2 separate regions of the Homo sapiens genome follow, and region 2 is linked to region 1. A link is an interaction called in ENCODE POLR2A ChIA-PET data of the cell type or tissue named here. Cell type or tissue: K562. All regions are shown on one strand.

The links. Peaks named below come from ENCODE experiments on the same cell type or tissue, not always from the same donor. Only the 100,000 strongest peaks of a DNase experiment are listed, where the experiment ranks them.
Region 2: POLR2A ChIA-PET joins it to region 1 with 7 read pairs; 3 of 35 experiments call an interaction of 5 or more read pairs at or near these places.

The regions. Positions count from the first base shown.
Region 1 is chr4:6,916,120-6,920,119 of GRCh38, forward strand. The region is part of intron 1 of TBC1D14 (TBC1 domain family member 14); the gene reads left to right. Among named protein-coding and RNA genes, the nearest start is that of TBC1D14, 8.3 kb to the left of the region's middle. RefSeq lists enhancers at 1-637, 638-1,602. In K562, a CTCF peak has its summit at 1,753; DNase peaks (open chromatin) are centred at 209, 652 and 1,692; H3K4me3 peaks cover 975 bases.
Region 2 is chr4:6,762,143-6,766,142 of GRCh38, forward strand. LOC105374367 (a long non-coding RNA gene) reads left to right here and starts at 1,366. Exons shown (of 2, transcript XR_925101.3): 1 at 1,366-1,570. RefSeq lists an enhancer at 1,519-2,034. In K562, a CTCF peak has its summit at 1,633; a DNase peak (open chromatin) is centred at 1,609.

The DNA.
Region 1 (4,000 bases):
CCATCTCAGGAAAAAAAAAAAAAAGGGATAAGAATCCGGAAGTCAGTGGCCAGAGCTGGGTTGATGGCAGGCTTGGCAGTGAAGGTGAGCGCACCACCCTTTGAGGATCAGATAGGACAGTGGTGCCCCCTTGCCATTGGGGTTTGAAGAGGCAGCTGTCCTGTGGAGCGTCCAGAGAGGAGCCGGGACAGGGAGTGCTTCGTGCTCCAGCCCTGCGAAGAGGCTTCCGGTGGATATCTACACAGACGGCAGCATGACTTCTCCCTGAAGCCACTAAGCGGATTTTTTTCCCCTGTGGGAACACACCTAGATCTCTTGGTTTGGCCTTGTAAACAGTTTCTTTTATGTATGAAGACTTTGGTTAAGACAGTTCCCACTGCTTTTTAAGGAGGAGAAAATCAAGCAGTTGCTTCTAGATGGAATTGTTTTCCAAAGCCCCACGCAGAGTCACTAGCAGAGCCACCCTCCGCTTTCTGACTTGTATTGAAGTGAAGATTGTGGCTCTGGTGGCGTGACAGTTGATTGAATCCCTCGGGGGCAGCTGTCCTCTTTGCTTCCTGCAGAACTGAGTCTTGTGACAGGTAAATACAATTCAGATGGCCTTGTTGCATGGAATGGAAACAGTCTTCCTCTTATCCGTACTTCACATCTTGTCTTTCTCTTGGCCGGAAGGTGATGACTCATCACCATTTGACTTGTGTTCAGTGCCTCCCGTGGCAGGGTGCTGGGTCAGGTGCTGGGGCGTTCCTCCTGTGCCTTGGGCACCTACGGATGCGTACTGCAGTGGTCACTGCTGCAGGGAGATGCTGTCACTAGGACGTTAGTGATTGGGACTTTGGAAAACACCTGTCAAGGCAGGAATTTTCACTTTCCTGACCATCATGTGTTGACAGCGTTCCTCACCATCTGGTCTAGCCCCTAACCAGTGTGTAGGCTGGTCACTGCTCAGCTGCTGGTGTGCACTCTCCGGGAACTTGATGGTAGGGGATTTCTTCCTCGTAGTCTCACCTCCAGCTCTCACCGAGTTCTTGGAACATAATCCAGCTCTCAGCAGATGTTTCTTGGCTGGGACTGTCCCTGGAAGCTGCCCACTTAAGAACTCAGTTGTTGGTAGTAATTAATTCAGCGAGTAGATTTTTGAAACCTTAATCCATGCCAGGCATTTAACCAGAGAATAGTTCCCAGAAATGATGAGAGCTGTGTCTGCCTGCAGCATAGAATGCAGTGGGGAGAGAGACAGGAGAACAGTTGTAAAATAGCTGTTTCAGGTGGGGTGTAGCCAAAAGGAGCCCAGGAGGAAGGAGGCCTGGGAGCTTTCTGGGAGAGGCAGGGAAGGCTTTTCAGAGGAGGTGGCCTTTGAAAGCACCAATTGAGTGTCTCCTTGTGCCACACCCTACTGGGACTCTGAGGCCCCGATGGCCTACCTGGGAGAGCACCTCAGGTGGTGGTGCAGTAGGGCTGAGTGGGCTGGTGGTGGGGGCGGGTAATGGCTGGGGGTGACTGCACAAGGCTGGAGAGGCAGGCAGAGACGGATCAGGAGGGCCCTGTGTGTCGGCTTGGGGAATTCAGGCTTAGTTTGTCTTTTATAAACGTGGACTTGGAGGCAGGCCATCTGCAGTTGGTCGGTCTCCTGGCTGGCGTCCAGAGTCCACCCATTAGCTTTGTCTCAGAAGCACACACCTTGTTTGTACAACTTCCCCTATAAAGGGTATTATCACGCGGTAGGTGGCCTGGAGTGCGGCTTCTGCCCTAGTGGCACGAGGCGGAAGTGCTTGAGGACAGGTCGCCTTGGCCCTTGCAGAGTTTGGTTTTACGGTATGTTGCAAGCGGAAGTACTTTTTCCTTTTTAGGTTTATTTCCCTGAAAACTGACGCCCTGTTCTGAGGTTTAAGGAACTTAACTGGAATTGGGATCAACAAAGACCTCAAAGGTCACTCAACTTCTCCATAGGAGAGGCCACTGGGCTGCTGTCCCTGGCCCCCCACCGCAGAGGAGAGGAGTAGAAAAAGGTTTTCTTTCTCTACTTAAAGCCAGATGGCTTTGGGCTCTGCCAGACCTCACTTCCTTCTTCCTGTGCTTTCTTCTTGGCGGCAATTCAGGGAAGGGTCCTTGGATTGCCATGAATGAAATCCTATAGTTTCACCAAAATGGTTTCCAATTCCAGGCGTGAGTGATGCCTTCTGTTTGCCCAGGCACTGATTTTCCTAGGAAGGATAGAGTTTTTTGTGTTCCTGTTTACTCTGTCATCAGCATTTGCGTTCTAACCCGCATCTCTTTTGTGGCTTACATTCGTGTTTTGCTGTACTAGGAAGTAAAGGGAAGCACACGTTCATTGGGCACCTGCTGTGTGTCAGTCAGGGGCTGGGTTTGCCAATGCCTTCAGCAGACCTTCTCATTTCTTTTGTCCTCAGACCAGCCTGTGAGCTATAGGGTATTGTCCCATCTTACTGCCGAGGAAGAGGGAAGTTGAGGCTCAGAAGGGTTAAGCACCTCATTTGAGGTCGCCTTACTTGGCAAGTGGCAGAGCCAGAATTTCAGCTGGGCCTGCGAGAGGCCCTCAGCTCTGTTTAGCATAGGATTTCCTCTTACATGTGTGGCTTTTTGCTAGTTTGATCTGCTGGAGTGTTGATGATGTTTTGATAATTCTAATGACCTTGACATTGTCAAAGATTAGCTCTTAACTGTGTGCTAAAAATGTTTCTTACTCTATTTTCCTTTTAATTAAAGTGTATGTAGAACTTCCAAATTTGTATATATTTGAATCATCCTGGATTATATCTTACTTTTGTGAATTCTCTTAGAATTCTGTTAGAAACTTGGATTCTTCCCAAGCAGGGGACACACAGAGGGTCTGCAGTAGCCCTGCCTTGGAGGGCTCACGGCTCTGGGGAAGAGCAGCGAGGGCTGTGAAACACTGAAAACGTGTTCACGCGTAGGGAGGCGATGTCCGGATTCTTTCAGATCTTGACCTGAGTTTTTGCTCTATAGGTTGGAGAAACATTTTATTTTTTGCAGCACCTGGGTAATTTCACCTTTTTTTTTTTTTAGACGGAGTTTTCTCTTGTTGGGCAGGCTGGAGTGCAGTGGCATCATTTCAGCTCACTGCAACCTCCACCTCCCGGGTTCAAGCTATTCTCCTGCCTCAGCTTCCCAAGTAGCTGGGATTACAGGCATGCACCACCATGCCCGGCTAATTTTGTATTTTTAGTAGAGATGGGGTTTCACCATGTTGGTCAGGCTGGTCTTGAACTCCTGACCTCAGGTGATCCGCCCGTCTCGGCCTCCCAAAGTGTTGGGATTACTGGCGTGAGCCACCATGCTGGCCTATAATTTCACTTTTGTATTAAATTCTACTTTTGTCTGTATTTTTGCCTTAGTGTAGTACAGTGTGGTTCTAATTTCTAAGAAAAATTGATTATCAATTACTATAACATTGTGATTAAATAATCCTCCTTTACTCACTGGGTCGTATTTCAAGTTTTTATTTTTTATATTTCTTTATATTTATTTATTTATTTTGAGATGGAGTCTCCCTCTGTCACCCAGCCTGGAGTGCAGTGGTGCTATCTCGGCTCACTGCAACCTCCGCCTCCTGGGTTCAAGCGATTCTCCTGCCTCAGCCTCCTGAGTAGCTAGGATTACAGGCGTGCGCCACCATGCCCAGCTAATTTTTGTATTTTTAGTAGAGAGGGGGTTTCACCATGTTGGTCAGGCTGGTCTCAAACTCCTGACTTCGTGATCTGCCCGCCTTGGCCTCCCAAAGTACTGGGATTACAGGCGTGAGCCACCGTGCCCGGCCTATTTATTTATTTTGAAATAGCGTCTCGCTGTGTTGCCCAGGCTGGAGTGCCGTGGCGCTGTCACAGCTTACTACTGTCTTGAACTCCTGGGCTCAAGAGATCTCCCTGCCTCAGCCTTCTCAGTAGCCGGGACTACAGGTGTGCACTACCATGCCTGGCTAATTTTTACTTTTGGTAGAGATGGGGGTCTCACTGTGTTG
Region 2 (4,000 bases), 150 kb before region 1:
CCGGAGGCCTGATGCGGGTGGAAGTGGCCAGCAGCCGGCCAGCTTTGGGGGCTGGGCCAGGCACGGGGAGGGTGGGTGCAGGGGTGAAGTGGGCTCCCAAACTGTGATGGCCTGTGACCAGTCTGTCTAGTGGAACAGGCACAGCTCCTGAAACATTGATGTGCATGGTCTCGCTTTTACGTTCATTTATGTACATGTTAACTATAAATGTATCTTCTGCATCAAGTTATCCACAGCACCTGGCTCTGAGTAAGCACTGAATGAATGTTAGCTATTTTTTCATTGCTCTGATGTGCTACAGTGGTTTTAAAGCATGGCCCTGAAATCTTCCGTACTTATCGCCATGAGGTGTGGGTTCTGGGTCCCTGCCTCTTGACCAGGCGGGCTTGTGACTGCTTCAACTGAAAAATACCAAGGAAGCTCGCCTTGTGTGGGTGGGGGGAAGCTACCTCACCTCTTGCTGTGGTCTGAATGTCTGTGTCCCCCAAAATTCTTATGTTGGAATCCTAACTCCCAAGATGATGGTGTTAGGGGGTGGGGCCTTTGGGAGGCGATTTGCTCGTGAGAGGGGACCCCTGTGAATGGGATTGGTGCCCTCATAAAACAGACACCAGGCCGGGCGCGGTGGCCCACATCTGTAATCCCAGCACTTTGGGACGCTGAGGTGGGCGAATCACAAGGTCAAGAGATGGAGACCATCCTGGCCAAAATGGTGAAACCCCGTCTCTACTAAAAAATACAAAAATTAGCCACGTTTGGTGGTGGGTGCCTGTAGCCCCAGCTACTCGGGAGGCTGAGGCAGGAGAACTGCTTGAACCGGGGAAGCAGAGGTCACAGTGAGCTGGGATCGCGCCACTGCACTCCAGCCTGGGCGACAGAGCGAGACTCTGTCTCAAAAAAAAAAAAAAGAAAAAGAAAAAGGAAAAAAAAAACAGACACCAAAGAGCTCCCTGGCTCCTTCTCCTGGATGAGGAGGACCCAGTAAGAAGGCACCTCTGTGAACCAGGACGCAGGTCCTCAGTAGACACCAAAACTGCCAGCGCCTTGATTTTGGACTTCCAGCATCCAGAATTCTGAGAAATCAACTTCTGTTGTCTGAGTCTGTAGTCTTTTGTTAATAGCCTGAACAGACTGAAACACCTCTCTAGGTTTACTCAAAGAGGAGATGATGGAGGTCCCTTCCTCCCAAGATGCCTACACAGGATAGAGAGGGCGCATGCAGGCAGAGCGAGTGGCTGGCACCATGAGCCATCTCCATCTCCTCAACCTGGGTATCAGCCCTTGCCCCTCCCAGGCCAGCTGCATGTGGCCACTCCTTGTTCCTGTGTGTCCCTTGGCTCACACCCCTTACCACACCCCCTTTTCCTCTCTTCCACAAGCACAACCCTTCTTCAGACGTCCATATACACTTCTCCCAAAATCCTGTGCTTAACACATTGTTACTGAGCACACAGGCGTGCTGGGGCAAGCGACGCCTGGGAATATGAAGCGAACGCCACACACTAGAACGCGCCCTGGGAGCTGGCCTCCGGTGGGGGACGCAGGTGTTGAAGACATAACCGCATGACCGGTGAGTTCATCACGATCTTGCCGAAGGCTATGAAGGAAAGTTCCAGGGGAGGAAGTGCACAGCCTGTGGGCCAGGGAAGGCTTTGCAGAGAGAAAGTGGGTCAGTGAACTGCACAGAGGAAGGAGGCAGGGCTGGTGAGTGAGGGTACGATGAGGACAGGACACACAGCACAGAAATGCTATCCCACAGCAGGGAGACCCACCTAGCCCACCGCCTCTATGCGCCTCTATTCCCCACCCATTTTGTAATTAAAGCCAAGAAATAAAAAATAAAAAAAGAGCCAGCCTGAATCCACACATATGTTCAGAAACAGGCCAGGCACACTGGCTCACACCTGTAATCCCAGCACTTTGGGGGCAACAGAGTGAGACTCTGTCTCAAAACAAACAAACACAACAACAACAACAACAACCCAGAAACGGCCGAAAACAAATCTATGGTGTTAGGAATCTGAACAGGAGTTGCCCTTTGGAGGGGTCGGCTGCGAAGGGGTGTGAGGGAGCATTCTGGGCGTGGGAATTTCTATGTCTTGACTGGAGTGGTTGGTAGCAAGAGTGAACGCATTTGATGCAACTGCATTTTACACCATGTAATTGTACCTAAAAAGAAAGAGAGAGAGAGAGATGGTGGGGAGTGGGGAAAGAGAAAGGAAGGACACGTGGACGAAAGCAAGAGGCAATAAGATAATATGAAATGAAGTGCTGGAAAAAAAAATAAAGGAGTCAGCCTCGTGGCCTCACACAGGTTTAATTTTTCTGAGCCTCAGTTTCTCCATTCATAAAATGGAATAATCGCCTGACCTCCTAGAGCTCCATGGGCCTAGAAGTTTCTGCCCACAGTGTCTGGTAGACAGGGGTACTTGGTCGTCAGTCCCCTCCCTCTGTTCCTTTCTGGACTGCATCATCCTCACCCACAAAACAGGGATGAGGACCTGATGACGGCCAAGAAAAGCCCCAGGTGGCTTCCCAGGGATCTCTGCCTGTGACTGACCTCCCCATTCCTGTTGCCTGCCTTGGCTATATCAATCTTCAAAACATGCCTTTTTAGCCAGGTGTGGTGGCTAACACCTGTAATCCCAGCATTTTGGGAGGCTGAGGCTAGAGGATCACTTGAGCCCAAGAGTTCAAGAGCAGCCTGAGCAACAAAGTGAGACCCCATTTCTACAAAAAAAAAAAAAAAATCAAAAAATTAGTTGGACATGGTGGCAGGCACCTGTGGTTCCAGTTACTTAGGAGGCTGAGGTGGGGGAATTGCTTGAGCCCAGGAGGTGGAGGCTGCAGTGAGCCATGACTGCAACACCATACCCAGCCTGGGTGACACAGTGAGATGCTGTCTCAAAATAAATAAAAACAAAACAAAACAAAACACCTCAAAACATTCCTTTTCGTTTGCTTCCTAGAACTGTCTGCCACCAACTTGTACTAACTTCCGTCTCTCACCTGGGACCGTGCAGCCAGCAGCTCCTCCTGCAAGGGATCATGGCTTACCACCATCCACCCCAATGTCTCGGAGCTGCCTCATTCTGCAGGAGGAGGCCCTTGCAGGGATGGTGGTGGCAACTGCACAGCAATGAACAAAACCGCTTTTTAAATGTCACTAGTAATTCCCAGGATCACGCACAGCTCTAGAAAGCACCGCAGTAACTATTCCTTCTGAACACCTTGGCACAGGAGACCTGGAGTGACCCTACGTGGCTTTCACCCAGGGGGAATCATGTCTGGGGCTAAATACAAGGACAAAGGAGAGAGAAGCCTGGGGGATGTCGGCTGGGGCAGTAGCAGTCAGAGAGCGAAGGGCTTGAAGGTCATATCAAGGAGTCTGAATTTTGTTGTGTACAACACAGAGGGGTATGGGAGACGGTTAAGTGGAGAACTAAGAGAACAATAAGAGACAGTGCACCAGAGATTGTTGCCTCCCCACTATCTGTTTCTCCCTCCTTCCCTTCCAGTGAAACCTTGATTTTATTCTGGCCAGAAATGTGTCTGGCCAAAGACTATATCTCCCAGTCTCCCTTGCAGCCAGATATGGCATGTGACTGTTCTAATCAATGAGACATGGGAGAAATTGATGAGGGTGCCTTGTGGAAAGCTCAATCAAAAGAGGACACAGCTGATGAAAGCTTTTTTTACCCATTTCTTCTTCCTCCTGCATTCCACCTGGAATGAAGATATTATGGTTGGTGCTCCAGCAGTTATTTTGGGCTATGAGGTAATCTCCTCATAGAGGCCAGAAATTAGGTAAGGAAGAGCAAAGAGATAGGTTAGTTGTTCCTGATCCTAGTCCAGTGATCAGTAGCCCAAGGATGTCTGGTAGACCCAAGCAGAAATGCATTTAGCCTTTCACATCCCATTCGGAGTTATCCTCTGACACTTATCCTCCAACATCCTCGTCTGTCAATGTGCCACTATGCTTTAGTTTCTTAGACCAGAA